7 separate regions of the Homo sapiens genome follow, and regions 1, 2, 3, 4, 6 and 7 are each linked to region 5. The links are chromatin contacts, found by Hi-C or POLR2A ChIA-PET in ENCODE. All regions are on one chromosome and are shown on one strand. The core of a region is the stretch at or near the end of the contact, and the rest is flanking DNA. Distances in the headings are between cores, read along the strand shown. Region 1 holds the start of MXD4 (MAX dimerization protein 4). Region 2 holds the start of POLN (DNA polymerase nu). Region 3 has its middle 110 kb from the start of FAM53A. Region 4 holds the start of LETM1 (leucine zipper and EF-hand containing transmembrane protein 1). Region 5 holds the start of RGS12 (regulator of G protein signaling 12). Region 6 holds the start of NELFA (negative elongation factor complex member A). Region 7 holds the start of SLBP (stem-loop histone mRNA binding protein).

Region 1 (3,256 bases), core at 750-3,249, 1.0 Mb after region 5:
GGTCCCCAGAGCCCAAACACACCCTGCTCCTCCCCAGACTTGGGCACCTTTCTTTACCATGCACAGCTCTGAGCAGCCATGCAGACAAACCTGGAGGGCCTCAGTGCTGAGTTCTTGTGAGGGGCTCTGCCTTGGGCCCTGGCGTCACTGTGGGGCGGGAACAGGAAGGGCCCCTGCTAACATCAAGGGGGTTGTCTCAATGTCCATGCAGGGCTGTCTCATAGCAGTGTCCGAGTTCCCCACTGGGTCCTGCAGGGCTCTGTGGGAACACACATTATTCTGAAGCCCACACCACAGGCTTACACCCAGCAGGACCAGCCAGGCCAGGAGGCTCTGGCCTCTGCATTCCTATAGCCCTGAGCCGTGTGTGGCAGCACTAATCTCCATTCTGCTGAGATTTCTGGGAGACCCCAGCAAATCCCTGAGCGTCTAGTCCCATGTCCTGATCTGCAAGCCGGGCATGCAAAACACAGGGAGATGCACACGAAGCTTTCACAGGAGTCCTGGTGCTGAGGTTTTGCATTTTTTGTTCAGTTTCATTGCCAGCAGCAGCCCCTGTGTCCCACTGAGTACTTCTGGAGGGGTCCAGCCACCTTATGCCTCCACACTCTCCAGCCTGCGGGGCCTGGCCCTTGGCACATCCAGGCCACCAACCTCAAAAATCAAATCAGTGAGATGGGTCGGGCGAGGTGGCTCACACCTGTAATCCCAGAACTTTGGGAGGCCGAGGCGGGCGGATCACGAGGTCAGGAGATCCAGACCATCCATGGTGAAACCCCATCTCTACTAAAAATACAAAAATTAGCTGGGCGTGGTGGCACGCGCCTGTAGTCCCAGCTACTTGGGAGGCTGAGGCAGGGGAATCGCTTGAACCCGGGAGGCGGAGGTTGCAGTGAACTGACATCACGCCACTGCATTCCAGCCTGGGCAACAGAGCCGTCTCAAAAAAAAAAAAAAAAAAAATCTGCGAGAGGGTGGGGGGTGCCGAGGCCAGTCTGGGCCAGCCTTAGGGTCAGGGGTCACTAGGGAGACCCGCCAGCTGGGATTTGATGAAGGGTTCACTCCCGTCCCCACTTAGGGCGTCCTCGGCCAGAGGTGGCCAGCGCCTGCCTCTAGGAACGTCCCTGCCCCTCAGGCCAGACACAGAGCATGCAGCCCCCCACTCCGGGGAGCCTCTCGACTCTGGCCGCACGTCTGTGTCCCTTCCCCAGACCTGGGCCCTCCCTCAGCTCCGGCGTCCACTGGGCGATCTGAGGAGCCCGCCCGCTCTGGGCCTGTTTCCCCACTGACACCCTCAGAGACGCCTGGCTCTTAGGATCAGAGCGTCTGCGTCCCTCTCCGAGGTCCCGGCCCTTCCCGGGGCCACTCTGCGCCCGGCGGGGAGGGGAGTCGTTCACGGCCCCACGCAAGACCCCCGGGCAGAGCGCGAGGCCTCGTCCCCCCACGCAGCCACTGCTTTCGTCGCGCTCAGACCCGGCGGCCCGGCCCGGCCCGGCGCACGCCCCGGAGCGCCCTGCTTCGCTCTCGTAGCGGAGACGCTCCTGCGTCCTAACGGGCCCCCAGGACGGCGGGCGGTCCCCGCGCGCTGCGCTTCCTCTCGGCAACGCGTCCGGCTGCGGCGCCCTCATTGGCCGCGCGCCCCGCCACCGGCCATTGGCTCGCAGTGCCTGTTTTACATAGGCCGCTCTGGCCAATCGGCGCGCGGCGCCTACTTAACATGCACGGCGGCCGCCAGTCAGCTAGCGCGGGGGCCGGGCCACCACGTGCTGTTGCTAAGCTCGGGCTTCTAAATTGTTACTAGCGCGGCCGGCCTATCCCAGCCCAGCTCTGCATCTGTCAACATTCTCGGCCCGGCCCGAGGCGCTCGACCCGTCCCCATTGGCCCCAGCCCGGCCCGGCGCCCGCCCCCGGGGCGCGAACGCCGCCTCCCATTGGCTCTGCGGGCCGCCGCTCTCCCTTATGTGTCAATTTGAGGGCCTGAGGCGGAGGGTGGCGGCCGAGCGCCGGAGTCCGCGGAGTCTGGAAGTGCGGCGGCCGGGCGCGCGGGGTGGGCGGCGAGCGGAGCCGGCCGGAGCGGGCCGGGCAGCGGCCGCCGCCGTCCCGGGGCGGACGGGCGCGGGCGGGAGGATGGAGCTGAACTCCCTGCTGATCCTGCTGGAGGCGGCCGAGTACCTGGAGCGCAGGGATCGAGGTAGCGCTCGCACCCCATTGTGCGCCCGCGGCGGTGGGCGGGCGGCGGGGCCGTGCCGGGCGGGGGCCGCTGACCGCGCCGTGTGTCCGCAGAGGCCGAGCACGGCTACGCCTCGGTGCTGCCCTTCGACGGCGACTTCGCCAGGGAGAAAACAAAGGCGGCCGGCCTGGTGCGCAAGGCCCCGAACAACAGGTACCGCCCCCCGCTCCCGACCCCGCCCGGCCCGGTCCGAACCCCCGCCCCCGCCCGGAGCGTGCTCTCCGGGCCCCGATTCCCGGCCCGCGGCCCTCAGCGCCGCCGCCGCGCGCCCCGGCGGCCAGCCTGGAGGAGGAGGCGCGCAGGCCGCGGCCGCAGCCCCGCCCGGCCGGCCCCGCCCTCGCCGTCGCCATCTTCCCGCGGCCGCGCCTCCCGGGCCGCTCGCGTAAACAGTGCCACGCGTACAGCGCCCGCCGCCGGGGTCCGCTCCCGCGCCCGCTCCCCGCCCCCGAGTTGTTCTGGACTTTTCCAGGCGGTAGAAAAGTTGTCAGCGGGCGCTGGCCGGTGCCCCGTGGGTCTGGGGAAACAGGCTCAGCCAGGGTCTGCGGGGGCTGCCGGCCCTAACCCCTTCTCTCCGCGGGTGGGTGGGCGGCCTCCTTTCGACTGGCTCTGCCAGCCGAACTCTGCTGCTCGGCCACCTTCCCCCGCCCCCAGGAGCCTAGACAGAGAAGCGAGTGGAGGCGCTGTCCTGGGCCCTCACTCCTCCCAGGGTGCCCACCGCTTCTGCCCAGCCTCCTGACACAGCGAAACTCCAGCCACCAGTATGGGGGTCCTCTTTTTTAAGACAGAGGCCTTTTAAGGGGGCGGGAGGAGGGGGCAGGCTGCAGGGCAGGGGCCCCATGAAGTCGTTACTACGGGTGCCAGCTGCGCCCTCCATACCTTGACCTCGTGTTCAGGCAGCAGAAGCCCTGAAGCTGGGGTGCGTACAGGTCCCCCGCGTGGGGAGTGGGGACCCTGGGCCGGGGCTCCCCGGGGATTTCCACCCTCCTGGCTGCTGTGAGGACCATAGCACACCTGGTCCTGTCTGGG
Region 2 (3,363 bases), core at 600-3,099, 1.1 Mb after region 5:
GTCTCTCTGTGTCTCTCTGTCTCTGTCTCTGTCTCTCTGTCTCTGTCTCTCTGTTTCTGTCTCTCTCTGTCTCTCTGTATCTCTCTCTCTGTGTCACACTCCTCCCACCCAGTCTTTGCCTCATCAGCAACATTTCTGGAAGGCATTGCCTGCACAGCTCCCACTTCCTCCTGTCCAAACTGGCTCAACTCTGCCCCCTGATGCACACCCCCAACCTCCAACCCTGGGCTGCAAGGGTCCTCCCACCAGGCCTCCCCGTTCCAGCATCCCTGGTTTCCTTGCCTGCAGATTGGGCACCACTCTTTGAATTTTTTCCCATCATGTTTGTTTTTCAGATCATTTTAGGCCTTATTGACTTTTAAAAGAGGAGGAAAAAAACGTGAAACAAGTGAAGAATGAATAGGAAATATCTTTGACTCGATCAGATTACAATATTTGCCTTAGAACATTCTTATTTCTCTCCTTAAAAATATTAAGAAAAACTATCCAAACGACTTCTACCTAGTCACCCTGGACTAGGACATTGTCTAACAAGCCACCTTTAGGGTCATTTGACGCTGAAGGGAGGGAGTACTATTATATTTACCCATGACCAAAGCCCCTGCTAACCTGTGGAAGACTGAGGAGTGGCAAAGGATTTTTGTTTGGTAGAGATGCAAACGAATTCTGTCCAATAGAGAGGTCTGGTTTCACTGGGCTGTAGGGCATCAGCCAGATTCACATGAAATTTAGCAATCCCGTTTCAGTCATCTTTCACTGACTGCCATCCTCTTTGGAAATGGTGTACCATCCTCCTTGAGTTAAATATATCGATGTATTTAACTCAGGCCATTCCGTTTATTTCTAACATTTTGAAAAGGGAATTGTGGAGGAAGTCAGCTTTTTTTTTTTTTTTTTTTTTGAGACGGAGTCTTGCTCTGTCGCCCAGGCTAGAGTGCAGTGGCGTGATCTCGGCTCACTGCAACCTCCACCTCCTGGGTTCAAACGATTCTCCTGCCTCAGCCTCCCGAGTCGCTGGGATTACAGGCGCCCACCACCGCGCCCGGCTAATTTTTGTATTTTTTAGTAGAGATGGGGTTTCACCATCTTGGCCAGGCTGGTCTCGAACTCCTGACCTCATGATCCCCCCCCCCCCCCCCCCCGGCCTCCCAAAGTGCTGGGATTACAGGCATGAGCCACCGCGCCCGGCCAGAAGTCAGCTTTTACATAGTGTTCTGGTGAGGGATTAGAAATTAAGTGTTTTTGCAAAATAAAGTTCATTGTAAAAGACTCTAAGCGAACAATCCCTAACCCTTAAAATGTACCAGGCATTGGTCGGGCTGCTGTGAATGTTCCGGGAACTCGTCTCTCTCGGGGGCGAGCGCTATCACCGCCGGGCTCCAGCCTGTCTCCCAACCACCAACCTGCGCTGCTCTTTGTACCATTCAAAAGTGCCTTCAGAGGGTCTAGATTGAAGTACGGGGCAGGGCAGGCCTGAAGCACAACTGACGGCTCCGTTGAGAGCAGGCCCGCAGCTTCAGCTCCCCAGAGGGCGCCCCACCGCACCCCTCTGCACCCCTCTGCACCCCATTCATTGCCCAGGCTCCGCCCCCTGCCCAGGCCCCGCCCCTGTCCAGGCCCTGTCCCCGCCCTTCCCGGCCCAGACCCCGCCTCTCTCTGCCCTGCGCCCCGCCCAGGAGGCAGGATGCCCGCAGCGGCCGGGGGCCGAGCGCCGCCTGCTCAGCTCCACCCCATAGTCCAGCCTCGCCGACTCCGCCTCTTTTGACACTACGCCTGCGCAAACAGTCATCCCCCACGACCACGCCGTCGCCTTGTGCGCTTGCGCGCGTCCAGGCGCTCCCGTGAGGCAGTGCGAGGCGCGCGGGGCACGGAGGGCGGTGGCGGCGGGCTCCTGCGAGAAGCAAGCGGAACTTCCTGAGGTGACTGACGCGGGCCTCGGTTCTGGGCGCAGGGGTGTGGGGCTGGAGGAGTGGCCGCGATCCCCGTCTGCACCCAGGTGCCTCTTTTTTTTCCTGCGCTCCTGGGGGCTCCTTCCAGGTGCTCCAGCAGCTGCCCGGGGATCAGGGCCCGGTCCGCTGGGCGAGGAGCTGGGGCGGGGGCTGTGCGGGGCCTGTCACCCCCGTCTTCTGCAGCTCGGTGTCGACGGCGATTCGGTGGGCTTGTGCGTTTGTTTTGTCAGCGTGCTTAGGTGTCACAGCTGGGTGACCCTCCGAAGGAAGGTTTTGCCGCTGGCGCGTCTGGTGTATCGCGGCCTTGGGGCCGCGGATCCCTGGGGCTTGCCGCTGCCTCTGGGGTTCGCGCGGCCCTGGCGTCGGGGCTGCCTCAGCGCTGGCTGAAGGCCGGCCCGAAGCACCCTTAATTGTGGCCGCGCGCTTCCCTGCTGCTCCTGCTGTTCTCCGCGTCGCGGTGGTGGACTCTGGAGGTGGAGCCTTGCCCGGCGAGACGTTGAGGTAAATATTTAGTTGATCTTCAGAAGATGTGCCATGCTTATTTGCGTCTTCTTACGTACGGAGGGCAGGGAAGAGAGGCTGCCTAGCCTCCTGGTGGCTTGGGTTTGTTTGGATCCATTTATTTTGAATTAAAAACAAATGCTGCTCTATAAAGTGTAATGCATTTTAAACCATTTTATCTTTGGAAAAAAAGATAAAATGGATCCAAATAGATCCACTTTCTTGTTAATTACTTTTCGTTACTGTTGCGGTTTTCTGAGAACTAGCCTAATTGTTTCTGTTTCTCTTTATCATCATCAAACATTGCAGCTACGACTACCTGTCATTTATCCCGCTCTCGGATATCATGTGATATTTGTCTGTGTCTTCTTTTTAAAAACACTGTCGTCATATTTGTGGTCTAATACTTGTTTTCTTCCCCCCTAGGAGGAATCATTATAGATTCTAAAAATATATTTTCCCTTCTCTGTGGACTTGGTATAAAACGTAGCTTTTTTTCTGCTTGGATTTATTTTCTAAAAATCAACACCGTAAACCCATATCAGATACAACAAAATTGGGGTAGTTAAAACCATGAGTTGTGGAAATGAGTTTGTGGAAACATTAAAAAAAATTGGTTATCCCAAAGCTGATAATCTTAATGGAGAAGACTTTGACTGGTTGTTTGAGGGCGTTGAAGATGAATCGTTTCTGAAGTGGTTTTGTGGGAATGTGAATGAACAGAACGTGTTGTCTGAAAGAGAATTGGAAGCTTTTAGCATTCTTCAGAAATCAGGCAAGCCTATTCTAGAAGGGGCGGCATTGGATGAAGCTCTTAAAACGTGTAAAACTTCTGATTTGAAGACACCTAGACTGGATGATAAAGAGCTGGAGAAATTAGAGGATGAGGTTCAAACTCTACTGAAATTAAAGA
Region 3 (3,385 bases), core at 253-2,752, 1.7 Mb after region 5:
GCCGTGGCCCAGGTTAGAGGGGGGGACCTGGGTGGGAGGCGGGGCCTTGAGTGGGAGGCGGGGCCTGGGTGGGAGGCGGGGCCTTGAGTGGGAGGCGGGGACCTGGACGGGAGGCAGGACCTGGGAGGGAGGGAGGGCTCGGGCAGGAGGCGGGTCCCTGAGCGGGAGGCAGGGTCCTCAGTGGGAGGCGTGGCCTGGGCGGGAGGCGGGGCCCTGAGTTGGGGGCAGGGCCTGGGCAGGAGGCAGGGCCTAGGCGGGAGGTGGGGCCCGAGGTAGGAGGCGGGGCCTAGGGCGGGAGGTGGGGCCCGGCTCCCTGAGTGGAGGCGGGGTCCGGGCGGGAGGCGGGTGGGGTCTGGGGCTCCGTGCACCCCGCGCCGGGGATGCTTTCTCCCTAGCTTGTTGCGCCGTCCGGTTCTGCCCCAGCCTTAGATCTCAGCTCTGAGCTGCCCTCACATCCCTGCAGATCTTTTCTGGCCACACTGGTGGCCCGCGGGGTATGGCTGCTTCCGTCTCGCGGCGTTGGCCTCCCTGACTGGCCGCCGGTGTAGGGCGCCGTGGGCGGGGTCCCTGGGGCGAGGCTGCCTGGCCTCCGCGGTTGGTTCGGCGGCCGCGGGGCTGCAGCTCCCGGCTCGCACTCCATCATCGACGGATGACAGCGGGAACGGTGGGAGTTCATTACAGGGACCATGAATTGTTGGAGGTAATTTAGATTACAATTTAAAGTTTAATTTAAAAATCTATCAACAAATGTGAAAGTACTGGAGGAACATTTTAAAATGCACTTTAATCTCACCAGCACAAATAGCTTCTCGGGGCTCTAAACATCATCACCTGGAAAAACAGTAAAACTTTACTGCATCTTTAATTAAATTACAAACACAAAGGATAATTAACTTTTTTATTTTTATTTTATTCCTGCCATTGTTTCTCCTTCGAGTCAATATCTTCCGGCTGCAGGAGCGGCTGTTAGGAGGAAGTTTACGGCGAGGCCTGATGGGTGGATGCCCCGGGGCGGATGCTCGGCCCCTGCGCCCTCCCTGCGGGCCCCGCAGCGCTGGGGCCGCGCCCCTTCGTATCCCCACAGCGCGGACACTCCTGGCCAGCCCGTGGCGGGAGGCGCCCTGGGGACACGCGTGGCCGTGGCTCGCGGGTGTCGCGTGTGCTCACCTCGGACCTGGGCGTTCTGAGTCGTAACTCACTCACGCCTCGCAGCGGCGCTGGGAGGCAGCCCCACCCCCTTTTACAGGCGGGGAAACGGGGGCTCAGAGAGGTCGGGCCATCCGCCCTGGTCACACAGAGGCTGCGTCACCGGCTGACTCGAGCCTGGCCCCACCCGTGCGCGTTGCACTTCTGGGTGCTGGGCTGCGGCCCAAGCCTCCTCCCCAGGACGCGGGGCTGGGACAAGGGGGCGAGTGCGGAGGGCGGGGGGGTGGCGCAGGCGCCCACGCAGGGGCTTGACATGCCGGTCCCCATGGGGTAGTAGACCGTGGGGGCCCGAGGGCGGCCGGGGTAGGGAGGGGCCTCCCACGAGGGCCGTGGGCGCAGCGGCAGGGCCCAGCCGAGGCCACCAGGGGGCGCCCAGCAGGCGCGGGCGGGGCCGGGGGCCGGGGCTCTGGCTGGGACCCTCGGGCGGGGATGGCGGCTAGGGGCGGGGGCGCGCCAGGGCAGGGAGGGCAGGGGGGGCAGGGGCCTGACGGGAGCCCCTGGAGGCGCAGCCGCCTCCGGGCTGGTCGGATTCGGGAGCGCTCGGGAGGGGCGTCCAGCAGCGCTGGGAAGGGGACCTCGATTCCGGCCTGGAGGGCGGGCGGTGCAATGGGGGGAGCGCCCCGGCTCTGCGCCTGCGGGGGTGGGGGGCCTAGGGGTGTCGCAGCCGGGCCGCGCCCTTTCCCGCCTGCTCTGCCTCGAGAGGCGACCCCTCTCCTCCCCCTCTTCTCTCCCCTCCCCCTCTTCTCTCCCCTCCCCCTCTTCTCTCCCCTCCCCCTCTTCTCTCCCCTCCCCCTCTTCTCTCCCCTCCCCCTCTTCTCTCCCCTCCCCCTCTTCTCTCCCCTCCCCCTCTTCTCTCCTCTCCCCCTCTTCTCTCCCCTCCTCCGCCCCTTCCCTGCCCTGCCCTCCCCTCCCTTCCCTGGTGACGGTGGGAGCTTTGGTTCGCTGCTTGCCTCCTCCGAGCCTCGTTGTCTGCAGAGGGCGGTTCGGGGTAGGGGGGTCGCGACCTCGTAGGTGGGCGTGGAGGGCAGGGCGCTTCCCATGGGGACCTGCAGAGTCTAGTGGGTCTGTCGCGCTCACGACAAATCTTCTGCCCCCAGCAAGGCCCGTGTGATGCCCTCTCCCCGTAACTGAGGGTCCCCTCACCTCCTACCCCCACACGTTCCTGCAGAGCTTCCAGGCCACACCGGCTCTCACGCCAACGCTCGCGCCCTTCTACACACCGGGTGCGGGCACTAGCGCACGCACCGCTGTCCCCAAGGCTGGTCGGCCCCTCCTGCCTGGCACGCCCGCCCCTGGCACTTGCACGCAGACGGGGTGCAGGCCACCCGGGGTGTTCAGTTTTAGTGCAGTGGCTGCTTAATTATTGGTTAATCTAGCAATTTAGCATGCTTCATTTAATTCTAATTAGGAGAATTAATAGGCAGGGAATAGCGATTTCAATAGACTGGCACAAAACAAAACCTAGCCTGGACATCGTGCCGGTCTGGGGGCCGTGTCCAGGCTTGGGGGGGGCCTGGGGGTGTTGACAGCCAGGACTGCAGACCTTCCCAGGCGCCTGAAGGTCGTGGCAGGGGAAGGCGCTCAGGGCAGGCAGGAATCGCAGGCAGGAATCGTGCTGTGGCTGCTCACCCCGGCCTGCAAGGGCAGCCAGGTCAAGGGCATGGGGAGAACCCCCAGAGCATCCCCGGGCAGCACCCCCACAGCCCCCCACCTGCACCCCCGCAGCCCCTCACCTGCAGCCCCCGACCCGCAGCCCTGCGGCTGCCTGGTCCCGGCAGAGCCTGTGTTTGTCTCTGCTCATCAGGCGGCTCCCTGACAAGGCCCCGACATTGGACAAGGCTGTCCCTCTAATTAAGGTGCTAATTGAATTAAATGGCCGCGGTAATGAGCAGATGAGCGGCATAAAAAGTACAGAGTCAGATAGGCCAATTAACAAGAGCGCCGCGCATAATTATAACATTGGAAATACATGCAGCTCGCTCCAACATTGTTAATTGTTACCGGGGGATTTATGGTAATTGGCGCACAACAGGCAGCCGGGGAACCTGCCCAGGGCTGGTAATTAAAAAAATGATATTCTACACAAACGCCGGATGGCCTAATTAGGACTTGATTTACATAAAGGCCTTTGAGGAGGTGCTGGGTACCTCACCGCTGCTGCTGGGGCCACTCTGGCCAG
Region 4 (3,738 bases), core at 144-2,643, 1.4 Mb after region 5:
GCTGGCATCAGGCGTTTCACACCCCATGCGCTCCAGGGAACAGAGATGCTGAGTGTGCACTACAAGACCCTCCCCAGGCGGTGCCCTGAGGTGCCGCGGAGAAGCAGGAGGAGGCAGGTTACATCCCTGAACAAGACAGAGGGCAGGGCAAGTGCTGTGCTGGGGATCTCCTAGCTGGAGATCTCCACCAGCTGGGCCCCCAGCGCCGCAGGTCCCCATTTTTCTCCCTGCCTGCTTTCTCTGCCCCAACTCAGGGATCCTCATCTTAGGGAAGGAAGGGGAAGGTGGAGCTCAGAGGTCACGGTCTGCTGGGAGGCTGCACGGTCTCTCTCCCCTGGACTGGTCAGGGCCGGCTATTAAACTGGGCTGGGGGGAGGCTCCTGGGAGACGGCGCATGAGCGGTCCGCGAGCCCAGCCCAGCTCTGGCGGGAATTCTGGAGACTTCGAGCCAGGTCCTTGGCGTCCTGGGCTTCGGCTGTTCCTTCTTGGACTGGGAAGTGGAGCGGACAGGGTATGGCCCAGGTTAGGAAGTCTGGCGCTCTTGCGGCGCGCGGGACCCCAGGGGCTGCTTAGGCCAGAGCGAAACGAGGGGTCCCCCCGCGCCAACGCAGGACCCATATCTACCCCTCCCGCTCAGACGGGAGGACGCGGTGTGCCGGGATGGGGGGCCGCTATGCTGGCTGCGCCGCCACCCGGCCTAGTGCCCTCGCCTCCAGGGGCCGGCATGGCCCTGTCCTTCGGGGCGGGACCCTGCGCTCCCGTCCCCCCAGTGGTGACGGGGACTCCCGACGCCGAGCAGCGCCGTATCTGGGGAGCGCCGCCCGGTACGCAGGGAAGAGGCACTCAGAGCTGCGCGCGCCAGAGTGCAGACCGCCGAGGGCAGAGCCACAGAGCAGGGGGGCCGGCGAGGGACCGCGGCCGAGGGCGTCGAGGGCGCCCCTCCATCCCCAGCGTCCCCTGACTTGCCCTTGGAGCCCCAAGCTCCCAGGAGCCGTTTTCTACTCGTGGGTGCAGGACTTAGTCCCAGAAAAGTTCCGGACACACGCGCTGCTGCCGCCGCCCGGAGACGAAAAGACACTCCCCGCGCAAGCGCGGCCGACTCCCTCAGCTCCTGCGGCCGCCACGCTGCGAGCCCCGGCGTCCACGGTACGACGGGAACCAGGATGCAGCGAGCCCCAGGAGCCAGCCGCCCCGGTGCACGCCGGGACCGGTAGTCCGCGCCTCAGGGTAGTCCGCCGCTCCGGTGCACGCCGGGATCGGTAGTCCGCACCCCAGCGTGCAGGCCGTCCCGGTGCACGCCGGAACCGGTAGTCCGCGGTGGCGCGGTCCGCCCCTCACCTGGCCAGCGGCGGGCGCTGAGGGGCCCAATGGGAGCCGCGGCCTGGCCGCCCCGCCCCGCGCCTCCGGACGTCTGTGCCGGGACAAGGCCGCCGCTGGTGCCGGGTCCTTGAGGAGAGCGCCTCCCGTCCGAGGCCAGCCGCCTCTGTCAGCCGTCCGCGCGGGCCGGGTCTGAAGCGCCGCCGGGACGGCGAAGAGCCGCGGCCGCCGCGGAGAAGGAGGCAGCGCAGGAGGCCGGAGCGGCCGCCGCGCCCGAGCACATGGCGTCCATCTTACTGAGGAGCTGCCGCGGCCGGGCGCCCGCCCGCCTCCCGCCGCCGCCTCGGTACACCGTCCCGCGGGGTAAGCGGCGGGCACCCCAGGGCGGGGCCGGCTCCCGGCTGGTGGGTCGGGAGCGCGGACGACCCGCGGGTTCGGGCTGGTTGTCACGGCGATGCGGGGAGCCCGGTGGTCCCGGCCTCCGGAGCCCCTGCGGGACCGTGGGGCCCCGGGTCTCGTCGCGGGCTGGGCCGCCAGCGCCGGGCGGAGCCGCTGGGCCTCTGCCGTGTGTTGTGACCTTAGGCGGCCGGGTCCCCCGGGTCACTGCCTCAGAGACAGTGGGAAAATTCTGAAGGGCTGGGCAGCCCTGGCGCGCCCTGCGCGAGTAAGCTTGGTGGAACGTGTCCACGCACGAGGACGGCCGTGCCCTTTGGTCACGTTTGGGGTCCCGGAGACGAGACTGGGTGGGCAGGGCAGACACCGGCGAGCAGGACCTGCTGGGCTGCAGGAGCCTTCCTGGTCCGTCACTGATGAGGTGATGCCAGCACCTACAAACCCCTGTGGTGTGATTAGGCCGCGACCGGCACCCGGGGAACACGGGGACTCCGGAGCCGCTGAGGGTCCTCAGGGTGCGTGGCTTTAGCCCCCCTAGCCTCAGGTGCTGTCTGGAGTGAATGCTGTCCCAGGGTGTGCCCACCTCCTCTCTCTCTCTAATTAACCAACTTATTTGAGTCTATGTCCTTATTTGTAAAATTGGAATAAACATAAAACTTGCTAAGAGGGACTCAAGTAAAATAATTAGTGCAGTGGTGCGATCATACTCACTGCACCTCAAACTCCTGGGCTCAAGCTATCCTTCTGCCTCAGCCTCCCAAGTTGTTAGTTGTGCCACACAACACCCAGCTAATTTTTTTTTTTGTAGTTTTTTTGTAGAGACAGGGTCTTGGTATGTTGCCCAGCCTGGTCTTGAACTCCAAGGCTCAACTGATCCTCCTGCTTTGGCCTCCCAAAGTGCTGGGATTACAGGAGCCACCATGCCCAGGCACCCAGCTTCAATATTCTTGTCTCTGTTCCCCACCCCCAAAGAGATAGATTGAAGTTGCCCTGAATGTATCCTCCCAATTCTTGTTTTTTTTTGTTTGTTTGTTTGTTTGTTTTTAAAGACAGAGTCTCAATCTGTTGCTCAGGCTAGAGTGCAGTGGTGTGATCTTGGCTCACTGCAACCTCCACCTCCTGGGTTCAAGTGATTCTCTTACCTCAGCCTGCCGAGTTGCTGGAATTATAGGCACCCGCCATCACGACTGGCTAATTTTTGTATTTTTAGTAGAGACTGTTTTCTCCGTCTTGGCCAGGCGGGTCTCGAACTCCTGACCTCAGGTGATCCACCCACCTCGGCCTCCCAAAGTGCTGGGATTACAGGCGTGAGCCACCGCGCCCGGCCCCCAATTCTTGTAATTTTTTTTTTTTTTTTTTGAAATGGAGTCTCGCTCTGTCATCCAGGCTGGAGTGCAGTGGCATGATCTCGGCTCACTGCAACCTCTGCCTTCCAGGTTCAAGCGATTCTCCTGCCTCAGCCTCCTGAGTAGCTGGGATTACAGGCGCACACCCTCATGCCTGGCTAATTTTTGTATTTTTAGTAGAGATGGGGTTTCACCATGTTGGTCAGGCCGGTCTTGAACTCCTGACCTCGTGATCCACCCACCTCAGCCTCCCAAAGTGCTGGGATTACAGGCGTGAGCCACCTCGCCTGGCCAATTCTTGTAATTTTTACAATAATGGCTGGTTAGCCACTGAAACTTTTGGAGTGGTGAGAGGATGTTGAGTGGTGGAACTGCACAGTCTGAAGGTGGAGCTCAGCATGTGGTCTTTCCAGTTGCTGTGTTAGATGTTAGAGCTCTCTCTGGACCTCTTGATGGTGATAAAAGTACTTTTAACACTTCGTGCTTATTATCAGATTTTTGATAAATAATAATAATAATTAGCTTTTTATGTGCGATTCTGTCATTTCAGGAACACAAATGTCTTCTGTAGTTACTACTGTGCTTTGTGACAGGGACACTGGCAGGTCTGCTGTAGAAACAGTAGGGATTTCAGAGCCAGCGAGACCCAGGGCTGGACTGTGGAGGAGGTCCCTGAACTGAT
Region 5 (3,318 bases), core at 271-2,770:
TCATCTCAAGTCCCCAAAAGCACTGGCCACGATGGACCTTTTTATATCGCTTTTTCAGGGGAAGAAACTTCGCACTGTGACAATTACTTTCTAAAGTGAAATATAAACTGGTTCTCCCTTACTCAGAATTGCTCTGCCCTCCCCACGTCGCCTTCTCTAGGGGAAGGCCAGCAGGACTCCACCCCAGCAGCCCTTGCTGCCCAAAGCCGCCTCTCTGCCCTCCTTGGTAGTCTCCTTGCTGTGAATGGTGGGGCTGCTGCCTTGCCTGGGAAGGCCCCCCAGCGCCCCTTCTGTGCAGGCCTTGCCGGCCATCCTGCACGTCCCTGTGGCCTCAGAAGGGCCCTGCACAGGACGGCATGGACCACGCTGAGGACTTCAGACAAAGACACTCTTAGCCCTTGCAGCAGCTCCAAAGACAGGTCCAATGAGGAAACTCAGGCACAGAGAAGGTGGTCACCTGCCCAGGGACACATTCCCAGCAAGTGACCAAGCAGGTGAGAGGCCAGGTGGTCCTCTCTGTCCACACTCCACGGCTCTGGGCCCCCTCTGTGTTCACCCTCCACTGTCTACACTCCATGGCTCTGGGCCCCTTCTCTGTCTGCACGGCTATGAGACTCTGTCTACACTCCACAGCTATGGGTCCCCTCTCTGTCTACACTAGATGGCTCTGGGCCCTCTCTCTGTCTACACTCCACGGCTCTGGGCCCCCTCTCGGTCTACACTCCACGGCTCTGGGCCCCCTCTCTGTCCACACTCCACAGCTCTGGGCCCCCTCTCTGTCTACACTCCACTGTTTATACTCCATGGCTCTGGGCGCCCTTTCTGTCTACACTCCACAGCTCTGGGTCCCCTCTCTGTCCCCATTCCACAGCTTTGGGCCCCTCTCTGTCTACACCGCACGGCTCTGGGACCCCTCTGTCTACACTGCACAATCGCGGCACCGCGGCTGAGGCGACCCCAGGTCGCTGCAGTGCGTCTGGAGTTCGGGTCTCGGAAGGCAGCTTCTGCCCTAACAAAGCGGCCGCTCGTGGAGTCCGACGAGGGAACCCTCCCAGCGCTCCCGGGCGCATCTCGCCCGCGGGACCCCCTGCCCGGCGCCGCCCCCGCGGGTCCCGCCAAGGGCCCGGGCGGGCCTCACAGCGCGGGGCCCCAGGAGGCCGCGCACCCGCCCGGCCGGAGGCCCCACAGGCCCGCGCCCCGCGCCGCCCGCCCCCGCCCCCGCCCCGCCCCGCCCCGCGCCGGGCCCGGGACCAGGAGCCTGAGTCAGGCCGGCGAACAAAAGGCAGGGCGGGCGGGCGGCGACCCCGAGGGGACGGGCGCCGCGCAGGGCTGGCCGGGATCGGCCGGGAGGCGGAGGGCGCGGGCGCGCGCCCCGGAGACGAAAGAAAGAGCGGAGGCGGCGCGCCCTGCCCCCGCCCCGGCCCCGGCCCCGCACACCTACCGGGCCGCGCCGCTCGCTCCCGCTCCGGGCGCTTCGGCCCGCGCCACCGCCCGCGCGCGCAACGGTCGCCTCGGCAGCCACCGCCCCCCGGGGTCGAGGCGAGGGCGGGGCCGAGGCCGGAGGAGGGGCGGGGACGGAGAGGGGCGGGGCGAACCTGGTGAGGCGGGGCCAAGGGGGTGGGGTTGGGGCGGGGCGATGCGGGGGCGGGGCACGGGGCGGGGCGAGGGCCTTCGCGTCGGGACAGCGTGGTAACGGGACTGCCAGGGAAGCAGGGATGAGAAGAAGCGAGGGACGGGGCCTCCACGGCCGGGGGCGGGACTTCCGTTGGGGGCGCGGCGGCGCTGGTGCGCACGGTGTGTACCCGCACTGGCCCGGCCCTGGTGCTGGGAGCGACTGCGTTCCCGCAAGCTGGTTTTCTCTGCCTCCGCTGGCCCGGGACACCCTGCGAAGGGCAGGTCGGTGTGGCCGGGAGGAGCCGCCCCTGCCTGGGCTGTCTCTGTCCTTCGCCGTCGGTGTCCGAGGAAGTCCCGCTCCCGTTGGGTCTCTGTGCCCGGGAAACCTGGCTGTGGGGAGTCAGGCCCCGGCGCCCTGGCTTTTCGGCTGGGCAGATGCCCGGAGCTGGCGGCAGCTTCGGGGGCGGCGTGAGTTCCCGCGGCGAAGCCACGGGGACAGCCAGGAAAGGCCGTTCCCTCCGGGCCCCGGGACGCCCGCGAAGGCGGCGCGGTGACTGCGGCGTCCAGCGGGTCTGCCCCTCCCGGAGCGCGGGCAGCAGCGAGGGCGGGACCGGAGGCACCGCTGGCACGAGAGGAGGAGCTGCCCGGCCCCGGCCTGCGCCTCTGGCCCTGTCCCAGCCGCCGCCTTCACCCTTTAGGCCGGAGTTCCTTCCTCGCCCTCTTCGTGTCTTCCTTCCCCGGCGCTGGGTCTCCCTGCCCCTTCCTTCCTGCCTTCCCCTCATTCTCTCCCGCCGCGTTTTTCCCTCGAGACGCATCCGTCGCTGCTGTTCACGCTCCAGCCCTGCCGCCCGCCCAGGGACTCGGCCCCTCTCGGGTTTGCTTCTTTCCTGTCACCTGCCTTGATGGGCTCAAAACGCTTCCCCTCCGTCCCCGCCACCGCCCCATGGTTTCTTGGCAGCTCTCCATCATCTAGTCTTGTGTGATTAGTTTGGATCCCAGGAGGAAACCAATGGCATTCTCAGTGGGACAATTAATTAAGAGTCCAGCAGGGTTCCCGCTGGCAGAGGCGCGGTCCGGGAGCCGGGAAGCCACAGGGCGGTGCTGAATTGGGACAGGTAACAGCAGGGAGGGAACTGTTTTCACCTGCAGGGCTGAAGGAGCGCGGCCAGAGCGGTTACAGGAAGCCAGACAAAGAGAGAGAGATACTTAACAGGAGCTGCGACCTATGGCCAAGGGACACAGCCAGCCCTTGATGACCCAGCAGAGAGAGCCAGGGAAGAGGCCAGGCGCGGTGACTCGTGCCAGTAATCCCAGCACTTTGAGAGGCTGAGGCGGACAGATCGCCGGAGCTCAGGAGTTCGAGACCACCCTGGGCAAGATGGCAAAACCCCATCTCTACTAAAATACAAAAAATTAGCCAAGCGTGGTGGCACGCGCCTATAGTCGAAGCTAGTTGGGAGGCAGAGTCAGGAGAATCACTTGAGCCCCGGAGGCGGAGGTTGCTGTGAGCCGAGATTGTGCCACTGCACTCCAGCCTAGGTGACAGAGTGAAACTCCATCTCAAAAAAAAAAAAAAAAGAGCCAGGAAAGAAACTGCCCCCACCCTGGCCCCCCCAAAACTGTGGACCTTCTTGGCTCCTGCCTATGCGCAGATGGTGGAATCTTCCAGAGCAGCGCCAAGCCAGAAGGAAGCAGGCCGCAGAG
Region 6 (3,730 bases), core at 278-2,777, 1.3 Mb after region 5:
TAGAGACGAGGTTTCTCCATGCTGGCCAGGCTGGTCTCGAACTCCCGACCTCAGGTGATCCGCCCGCCTTGGCCTCCCAAAGTGCTGGGATTACAGGCGTGAGCCACCGTGACCGGCCTAATCATTAAACTTCTTTCAGCACTAGCCCCACTGATGTCACAACTTCACCCATTAGTCAATAACTTGTCTTTGCTGAATTCGACACTTTTGAATCATTTAAAAAATATTCTCTTAAATTTTATGTGCTATTTGCAATGTAACGGTTGTCGACATGACAGTTTTAAGTTTAATCTTTATCATCAACATTTTCTCTATCACTTTCTTCAGTTTAAGCAATCAACAAAACCACCGCTCCAGCACTGATTTGTAGCATTTGCGGGTTTCCCCCGTGTGACTTCCGCAGGACTGCCAAGTTCAAGCCGCCAGGGCCAGGGCACTGCTAGCAGCTGGGCTGAGCCCTGTTCTCCCGGCGTTCCCACCGCCCAGTGGCAATAGCTGTGAACGGCGGCAGGAGCATGGCAGTGGAACAATAAGGAAAAGATCTTTTAAAAAAAAGATATAATACAGAAGCCAAGCAAGGCGGCCCCGACCTGTAACCCCAGCACTCTGGGAGGCAGAGGCGGGCGGGCGGATCGCTTGAGCCCAGGAGTTTGAGACCAGCCTGGCCAACATAGGAAGGCCTCGTCAAAAAGACAAAAGGGTAAAACGAATTTAATAAAATGAAGTTTAACTTTTACTCATGTTTGTATCTAATGACAAGCTTTTAAAACTGAAAAGTTCACTACTGGCTCCTGCCTGGCGGCTCCAGCCCGACTGGGGGCCGGGGCCTCCCTGCACTGTGGGGTCACGAGTGCCCCTGGACAGCTCCCGAGCGCCCTCCGACCCGCATGCTCAGCGCAGCCCCGTCGGCGGCGCGCCACGGGCAGAGCGGGCTCAGCGGGGGACGGAAGCTCAGCGCTGCGACCGGGATCCCGCAGGCTCGCTCCGCAGGGCCGCGGCTCCTCTCCGTGCAGGTGCTGGGCCCGCGGGGGCGGGGCGTCCACACGGTCCGCGCCGAGACCCAAGCGGGGAAAAAGCGAAGAGCGGACAGCGGGGCAGGTGCCACAGGGAGCCTCCGCCCCACCGCGCGAGCAGCAAGTCTGCGGCGCTTGACACCTGCACTGCGAATGCCAGGCCGCAGCCCGGGCTCCCAAGACGCGAATACGCGCGCCTGCTCGTGACGTCATTTTTTGCGGTCTTCCCGAGAGCCAGCAGAGGGCGCCGCCATGATGTTTTACGGAAGCCGATAGTCCTTGCTCAGCGGCACCCCGTCCTTCCGGCTCTCGGCTTTGCCACAAAGCTTCCCGAAGACGCGGCCGCTACCCGGAGACGCGGTCGCCACCCAGAAGCGCTCTCCCGGGAAGCCCCGCTCGTGGGACCGCGCCACCTGCGCCGCCTCTGCGGCCCGCAGCCCGACGGGCGCCGCCATGTTGGGGTCCTAGCGAGGGACGCGTAGGTGTCTTCATAAGATGCCGGGGCAGCGGCGCGCGCTTTCCCCCAAGATGGCGTCCATGCGGGAGAGCGACACGGGCCTGTGGCTGCACAACAAGCTGGGGGCCACGGACGAGCTGTGGGCGCCGCCCAGCATCGCGTCCCTGCTCACGGCCGCGGTCATCGACAACATCCGTCTCTGCTTCCATGGCCTCTCGTCGGCAGTGAAGCTCAAGTTGCTACTCGGGACGCTGCACCTCCCGCGCCGCACGGTGGACGAGGTAAGGCAGGCGTGGCGCCCCGCGGCCCCCAGATTCCCAACCTTCCCACCTCCGACCCGCACACCCAACTCCGGACCCTCCTCGCTCCCTCCCCCAACCTTCCCATCCCCCTTCAGACTGTTAACCCCCCCGGCCCGCCCTCACGCCCCCTCCTCGCTCCTCCGAATACCTCCCTCCAGTCCTCACCTCCCCCTGGGTCCTCATCCCCCGCCTCGATCCTCATCTCCCACCTCGGTTCTCATCCCCACCGTGGGTCTTCAGGACCCCCCGCCCCTCCTCGCCCCCTGGGAATCCCCCACTAGGGTCCTCACCTCCCTACTTTTCGTCCTCACCCCTACCCAAGTTTTCACCTCCCCTGGGATCCTCAATCTCCTCCCCGCCGGGCCCCGGGTTCTCGCTACGACCCCCAGGTCCTCACTCCCCTCCCTGGGCCCCCGGGTACTCATCCCCACCCGCCCCCGCCTCCCCCGCCTTCGGTCCTCACCACCCTAATCCCCCACCGTGCCGAAGCGACCGACTCTTGGAGCGGGGGTGCGCCGGCCCCAGCGGGGTCTCCCATCGGGGTTTCCCGTCGGGGACGCAGCCCTGGTGACCTGGGCGAGGGCGGGGATCCCGAGAGAAACCCCCGCGTGAGGAAGGGGCGGCCTGGGCTCGGTAGCTCCAGTGTCCGCTGACTGGATTTTCTTGTTCTCACCTCGCAAAGACCCCGGCCGTCCGGAGCGCTCTGTGTCCGTTTTACTCTTTTCTACACGCCGTTTTGCGTCATTCCAATAAGTGGGTGTGTGAGGTTTGTTTTCTTTTTTCCTAAACTTTATATTGTATCGCTTTCCGTGCGAAATAAACCGAGTAGTTTTGCAGACTATTGAAGCCCCATGGTTGTTTAAACGTTCCTGGCTACTGATGTATTATTAGCTATTATAGGTTGTAATTGCTTTTGATTGAGATATGACATGTATGGAAAAGTGCATTTTTGTTCAGTTTAACGAATAATAATAGCATCGCGAGCCACTCCTGTGATCCTTACACAGGTGGAGAAGTAGAACCATGCCTGTTCCTTGGAAGCCTCCCACTGGTAATCACGGCCTTCTTCCTTTCCCCTTCCTCATTTTGGAAAGGTAATCATTTCTGTGCCATCTCCCCGGTGTGAGCAATTATTTATGCACCCCTAAATGGCACAGCTTGGTTGCCGGATTTGGAGTTAGTGTGATGGTATCATAGTGTATTTTGTGTGTGGCGTGCATGTGTCTTTTTGGTCGACGCCGTGACAGTTTCATCCACGTTGCAGCTGACTGCAGTTTAATTTTCACTGCTGCGTGGTATTCCTGTCTGTGAGCACGAGGCACTTTATCCATTCTGCCACAGTGACACGCTTAGCTTTTGTGCTCTTGTAAATCATCCCGTTACTACATTACGGTCATATGTTCAGGTGTTTGGAATCTTGGATTTCTCTAGGGTATAACATCTAGGAGTGGAATTGTGAGGATCATAGGATCATGCCAAATTATTTTTCAGAGTGTTTTGTTTTTGTGTTTGTGTTTTGTTTGAGACAGGGTCTGGCGCTGTCAACCAGGCTGGAGTGCAGTGGCACCATCGTGACTCACTGCAGCCTTGACCTCCTCACCTCAGATCTTCCCATCTCAGCCTCCTGAGTAGCTGGGACTACAGGGTTTCACCATGCTGCCCAGGCTGGTCTTGAACTCCTGACCTCAAGCAATCTGCTTGCCTCAGCCTCCTGAAGGGCTGGGATTACAGGTGTGAGCCATGGCACTCGGCCTGCTGTTTGGTTTTCTGCTTTGAGAATTGTATATTCAAATCTGCTTTTAAATTCTCTTTTTTCCCATTGTTTTGTAAGAGTGTCTTTTTTATTATTTATTATAAATGCTAGATATCAGTCCTTTTTCAGTTACAAATATCTCCCAGTTGTCCTTTGACTTTGACTTAGCTTCCTGGAATCCTTTTTTTTTTTTTTTTTTTTTTTT
Region 7 (3,339 bases), core at 521-3,020, 1.6 Mb after region 5:
CAGTGCTTATTGAGCTACTAAGAGGAAAAGAAAAGCAGTGTGGCAGTAGGAATATAGTTTAAATGTAGGGTGTGTGACTTAACCCTTGCCTGGCATGACCTTAGGTCCTATTCATAATTTGGTATCTTATTGCCACTGGTGTCCCCTTGACCGCAAGGGGGTCCATTCAGTTGTTGGGGGCTTAGGATTTTAATTTTTTTTGAGACAGAGTTCTGCTCTTGTTGCCCAGGTTGGAGTACAGTGGTGCAATCTTAGCCCACTGCCTCCCGGGTTCAAACAATTCTCCTGCCTCAGCCACCCGAGTAGCTGGGATTACAAGCATGCGTCACCATGCCAGGCTAATTTTGTATTTTTAGTAGAGACAGGGTTTCTCCATGTTGGTCAGGCTAGTCTCGAACTCCCAACCTCAGATGATCCTCCCGCCTCGGCCTCCCAAAGTGTTGGAATTACAGGCATGAGCCACCGCGCCCTGCCAGGATTTTATTTTTAGTTTACAGTGTTGAGGGTTATGGGATGCCCAGGGCCTGGGGAGGAAGGGGACAGGATGTGTCCGTCCTAGTCTGAGGATGACTTTTTTGAGTTCAAAAGGGGGCGGTGGACGCACCAAGGCACAGTCCTGAGGGCAGCAGGTGCAAAAGTCCGGCCCTCCCAGAGGTGTAAGGCCTTAGAGGGATCCCAAGCATCCCTGGGGCTCAGCCTCCTGGACCTGACCCCACTGCCCACTCTTTTGGCTGGTTCCACTCTCCCCTGCATCCCTCACGTTGTCCCCAACAGGAAGCTGTGGGAACCTGTTCTCAGGTGTAGTGCACCCGTTGGGGTTCTAGTTGGCTGGATCCGCGGGGCCGTCAGCTGCAACTGTGACGGCGGGGAAGCGGGACGGGATGGTGCGGATCTACAGGACCTCGCCTCCAGGTGGAACCTACCTGCTGAGCCAGGGATTCTTCAGGATACAAACCCAGTCAACTCCAGGCAGAGGGTGGGAGCGTCATGCACCGGCGACACAGTGGAGGACGTCATGGACGGGCAGGGAGGCAGCGGCAACCGAAACTAGCGGCTCAGTCGGTGGCCGGTGTGCGGTCAACGGCCAGGGCAGTGGGACCGGAAAGACTCAGTGTAGTTGTCAACTGTTGCGACCTAAAAGGTTACTCCAAAACTTTAAGCGGCTCAAAACAATAGACGGCGCGTACGGGGCCTGCAGCGGCCACGGGACCGTGGGAAGCAGTCAGTACCCGCCACAGGCCGCGCCTTCCGGGTTCCGGGTTCCGGGTTCCCGCCAGGGAGGAGACACGCCCCCACCTGGGCAGGAACCAAGCAGAGCCGCGCTCCACCCAGGCCGGAACCAATGGGAGATGCGCCACGACCCAGGCCGAGAAACGTGCCGCTTACCCTTCCCCCACGACCTGCGCCGCGTCGCGCGCGGCCGAATCTCCCGCCAAAGCTGCCCCCGCCCGCCAAGGCGCGACCTATCAGCGTCGCAGAGGCCCGCGGCGGCCCGGCCGCCTCAATCCCGCGGGTGGGGGCAACCTTTTCCTCAGGCCTCTCCTCAGCCCACGGCGTCCATCTGGCTCCCGAGCCGAGGGCCGGGCAGTCGGGCTTCGCGGCTGCCCGCGGTCCCGAGGCCTCGCCCTAGCCCCAGTCGGCTCGCGAGGCGCGCACAGCTGAGTGGACCCCTGCGGCGTGGCCCGATGGTCTCGCCCGACCCGGCGCGCGCGGGAGGCCGAGGGGCGGGGCCCGGCGCCCACATAAAGGCGGTTGGGGGCGGGGCGCGCAGAGCTCGTGAGCGCCGGCGCGGGGACGCGGGTTTCTGCCTCAGGCCCTGCCCTGCTCTACTCTGCGCTCTCTGCCCGCGCCGCCGCCGCCTCAGCCTCGGCCCTGCGCTGCGCGCCCGGCCCGTGCTGCCATGGCCTGCCGCCCGCGAAGCCCGCCGAGGCATCAGAGCCGCTGCGACGGTGACGCCAGGTGAGGCCGGGCTGCGCGGCGGGCGAGGGAGCGCGTGCCCCGTGGGGCGGGGGTTGTGCGGGGCCGGGGTGTGGGAGGGCGGAGGTTGTAAGGCGGTCCCGAACCTCCCGTGCCCAGCCGACCGCGTCCCTCCCCGCAGCCCGCCGTCCCCCGCGCGATGGAGCCTGGGACGGAAGCGCAGAGCCGACGGCAGGCGCTGGAGGCCCGAAGACGCCGAGGAGGCAGAGCACCGCGGCGCCGAGCGCAGACCCGAGAGGTGGGCGCGGGACCCGGGGGTCGGGGCGCGGTGGGGCCCTTGACGAGGCCGCGGGCTCCAGGGACCTCGTCGCGCTCTCGCGGTGCCGGGATCGGTCAGGTCGGCACCCTGCGTCCTTTTATCTTGGTCTCCGCGCGGCCCGTGGACTGGGGCGGCCGCAGCAGGCCTGGGAGGCGCTGGAACACTCCGGAAGCCTCTTGCCAGGATGGGAGTCAGCTGAACCGGCGTCAGCCCGAGTTAGCCAGTTCGAGTCTGTGTTGTGCTCCCGGGAGAGGTCAGGGTCTCTGACGAGCTTCTCGTGAACACGTGGAAGTCAGGGACACCCGAGTCCCGAGGAGAAGTGAGTTGACAGGGCTTACCTGCTTGGCCATTTTCTGGGTTAGGCAGTGTGCAGGGAGGGTGGAGATGCGAGCGAAAGGAGGGCTTGATGGGGTGGGACGGCCGAGGAGGGTCTGGAGGAAATAAGCAGGGGTGCCAGTGGTCGTAGTGGCGGGGCTTTTCGGGGCTGTGGTTAGAGAAAACTTCTCGAGGGGCTTTGGGGTGGCTCGTCCCGCACTGGGGGCTTGTTGCTCCTGAGTTCCCTGAAAGGCGTGGTGACTTGGCCGAGATGGAGCAGTGAAGGTGGAGGGAAATGCGTGGTTCGGGATAGGCTTCTGAAGGCAGGACCTGTGAGACTTGCTGATGGGTTGGGGATGGGAGGCGTGAAAGGAAAAAAAAAAATCGGACCCAACTTCACTGTGCCAAAAGGAAAAAATTATGCTGAGCGCGGAATCATGCAAGAAACTACCTTTGCGTTACTTTTTTTTTTTTTTTTTTTTTTTTAAAGACAGGGTCTCACTCTGTCTCACAGGCTGGAGTGCGGTGACGCGATCTTGGCTCACTGCAGCCTCCCCCTCCCGGGTTCAAGTGATTCTCCTGCCTCAGCCTCCCCAGCAGCTAGGATTACAGGCGCATGCCACCGCGCCCGGCTAACTTTTTGTATTTGTAGTAGAGACAGGGTTTCACCATGTTGACCAGACTGGTGTCGAACTCCTGACCTCAAGTGATCCACCCACCTTGGCCACCCAAAGTGCTGGGATTACAGGTGTGAGCCACCGCGCCCGGCCACCTTTGTGTTTCTTTTT

Evidence for each region. A loop is a pair of places that touch in the nucleus more often than their neighbours do. ChIA-PET counts read pairs that join two places held with the same protein, here RNA polymerase II (POLR2A). Pooled maps may share reads with other maps.
Region 1: a map of chondrocyte shows a loop between it and region 5 (9-fold over the local background). The contact joins the promoter of MXD4 here to the promoter of RGS12 in region 5. A Hi-C loop is called at or near these places in 2 of 168 maps with a recorded cell type or tissue (ascending aorta and chondrocyte) and 18 of 50 pooled maps.
Region 2: a map of CD8-positive, alpha-beta T cell shows a loop between it and region 5 (18-fold over the local background). The contact joins the promoter of POLN here to the promoter of RGS12 in region 5. A Hi-C loop is called at or near these places in 2 of 168 maps with a recorded cell type or tissue (CD8-positive, alpha-beta T cell and ascending aorta), 1 of 37 single-sample maps with no recorded cell type and 14 of 50 pooled maps. POLR2A ChIA-PET finds 5 or more read pairs at or near these places in 1 of 52 experiments (activated T-cell).
Region 3: a map of B cell shows a loop between it and region 5 (20-fold over the local background). The contact joins the enhancer-like site here to the promoter of RGS12 in region 5. A Hi-C loop is called at or near these places in 1 of 168 maps with a recorded cell type or tissue (B cell), 2 of 37 single-sample maps with no recorded cell type and 8 of 50 pooled maps.
Region 4: a map of gastrocnemius medialis shows a loop between it and region 5 (4-fold over the local background). The contact joins the promoter of LETM1 here to the promoter of RGS12 in region 5. A Hi-C loop is called at or near these places in 1 of 168 maps with a recorded cell type or tissue (gastrocnemius medialis) and 8 of 50 pooled maps. POLR2A ChIA-PET finds 5 or more read pairs at or near these places in 1 of 52 experiments (T-cell).
Region 6: a loop to region 5 is called in a map of ascending aorta, with 8 times the contacts of the local background. The contact joins the promoter of NELFA here to the promoter of RGS12 in region 5. A Hi-C loop is called at or near these places in 2 of 168 maps with a recorded cell type or tissue (CD4-positive, alpha-beta memory T cell and ascending aorta) and 8 of 50 pooled maps.
Region 7: a map of ascending aorta shows a loop between it and region 5 (7-fold over the local background). The contact joins the promoter of SLBP here to the promoter of RGS12 in region 5. A Hi-C loop is called at or near these places in 1 of 168 maps with a recorded cell type or tissue (ascending aorta) and 12 of 50 pooled maps.

Annotation. Positions count from the first base shown.
Region 1 is chr4:2,260,852-2,264,107 of GRCh38, reverse strand. It overlaps MXD4 (MAX dimerization protein 4), which reads left to right and starts at 1,999. Exons shown (of 6, transcript NM_006454.3): 1 at 1,999-2,191; 2 at 2,284-2,383. The coding sequence starts at 2,128. RefSeq lists enhancers at 327-986, 987-1,648, 2,880-3,256 and silencers at 1,280-2,119, 2,170-2,229, 2,320-2,709, 2,720-2,779.
Region 2 is chr4:2,240,607-2,243,969 of GRCh38, reverse strand. POLN (DNA polymerase nu) reads left to right here and starts at 1,849. Exons shown (of 26, transcript NM_181808.4): 1 at 1,849-1,919; 2 at 2,180-2,450. HAUS3 (HAUS augmin like complex subunit 3) reads left to right here and starts at 1,849. Exons shown (of 6, transcript NM_001303143.2): 1 at 1,849-1,919; 2 at 2,180-2,450; 3 at 2,877-3,363. The coding sequence starts at 3,024. It also overlaps the pseudogene COX6B1P5. RefSeq lists a silencer at 1,419-1,778 and enhancers at 2,459-2,558, 2,165-2,666.
Region 3 is chr4:1,577,473-1,580,857 of GRCh38, reverse strand. It overlaps a transcript of FAM53A not described here. Among named protein-coding and RNA genes, the nearest start is that of FAM53A, 110 kb to the left of the region's middle. RefSeq lists silencers at 70-279, 460-519, 1,317-1,596 and enhancers at 1,978-2,850, 2,851-3,385. Within about 2 kb of position 1,502, at least 31 of the 41 ENCODE cell types and tissues checked have a DNase peak (open chromatin) inside an H3K27ac peak, as active enhancers do; they include B cell, where a contact is called at or near this core.
Region 4 is chr4:1,853,811-1,857,548 of GRCh38, reverse strand. LETM1 (leucine zipper and EF-hand containing transmembrane protein 1) reads left to right here and starts at 1,393. Exons shown (of 14, transcript NM_012318.3): 1 at 1,393-1,680. The coding sequence starts at 1,599. RefSeq lists enhancers at 1-307, 977-1,046, 1,684-2,185 and silencers at 577-796, 1,197-1,756, 1,767-1,956, 2,751-2,927.
Region 5 is chr4:3,291,223-3,294,540 of GRCh38, reverse strand. RGS12 (regulator of G protein signaling 12) reads right to left here and starts at 1,520. Exons shown (of 18, transcript NM_001394154.1): 1 at 1,442-1,520. RefSeq lists an enhancer at 146-731 and silencers at 1,385-1,434, 1,445-1,924, 2,105-2,214.
Region 6 is chr4:2,006,771-2,010,500 of GRCh38, reverse strand. NELFA (negative elongation factor complex member A) reads left to right here and starts at 1,527. Exons shown (of 11, transcript NM_005663.5): 1 at 1,527-1,751. The coding sequence starts at 1,542. LOC124900839 reads left to right here. Exons shown (of 4, transcript XM_047416543.1): 4 at 328-1,495. The coding sequence starts at 740. The coding sequence ends at 1,495. RefSeq lists a silencer at 777-1,156 and enhancers at 1,217-1,736, 1,344-1,844.
Region 7 is chr4:1,710,750-1,714,088 of GRCh38, reverse strand. It overlaps SLBP (stem-loop histone mRNA binding protein), which reads left to right and starts at 1,770. Exons shown (of 8, transcript NM_006527.4): 1 at 1,770-1,959; 2 at 2,099-2,215. The coding sequence starts at 1,901. RefSeq lists an enhancer at 934-1,223 and silencers at 1,354-2,263, 2,274-2,393.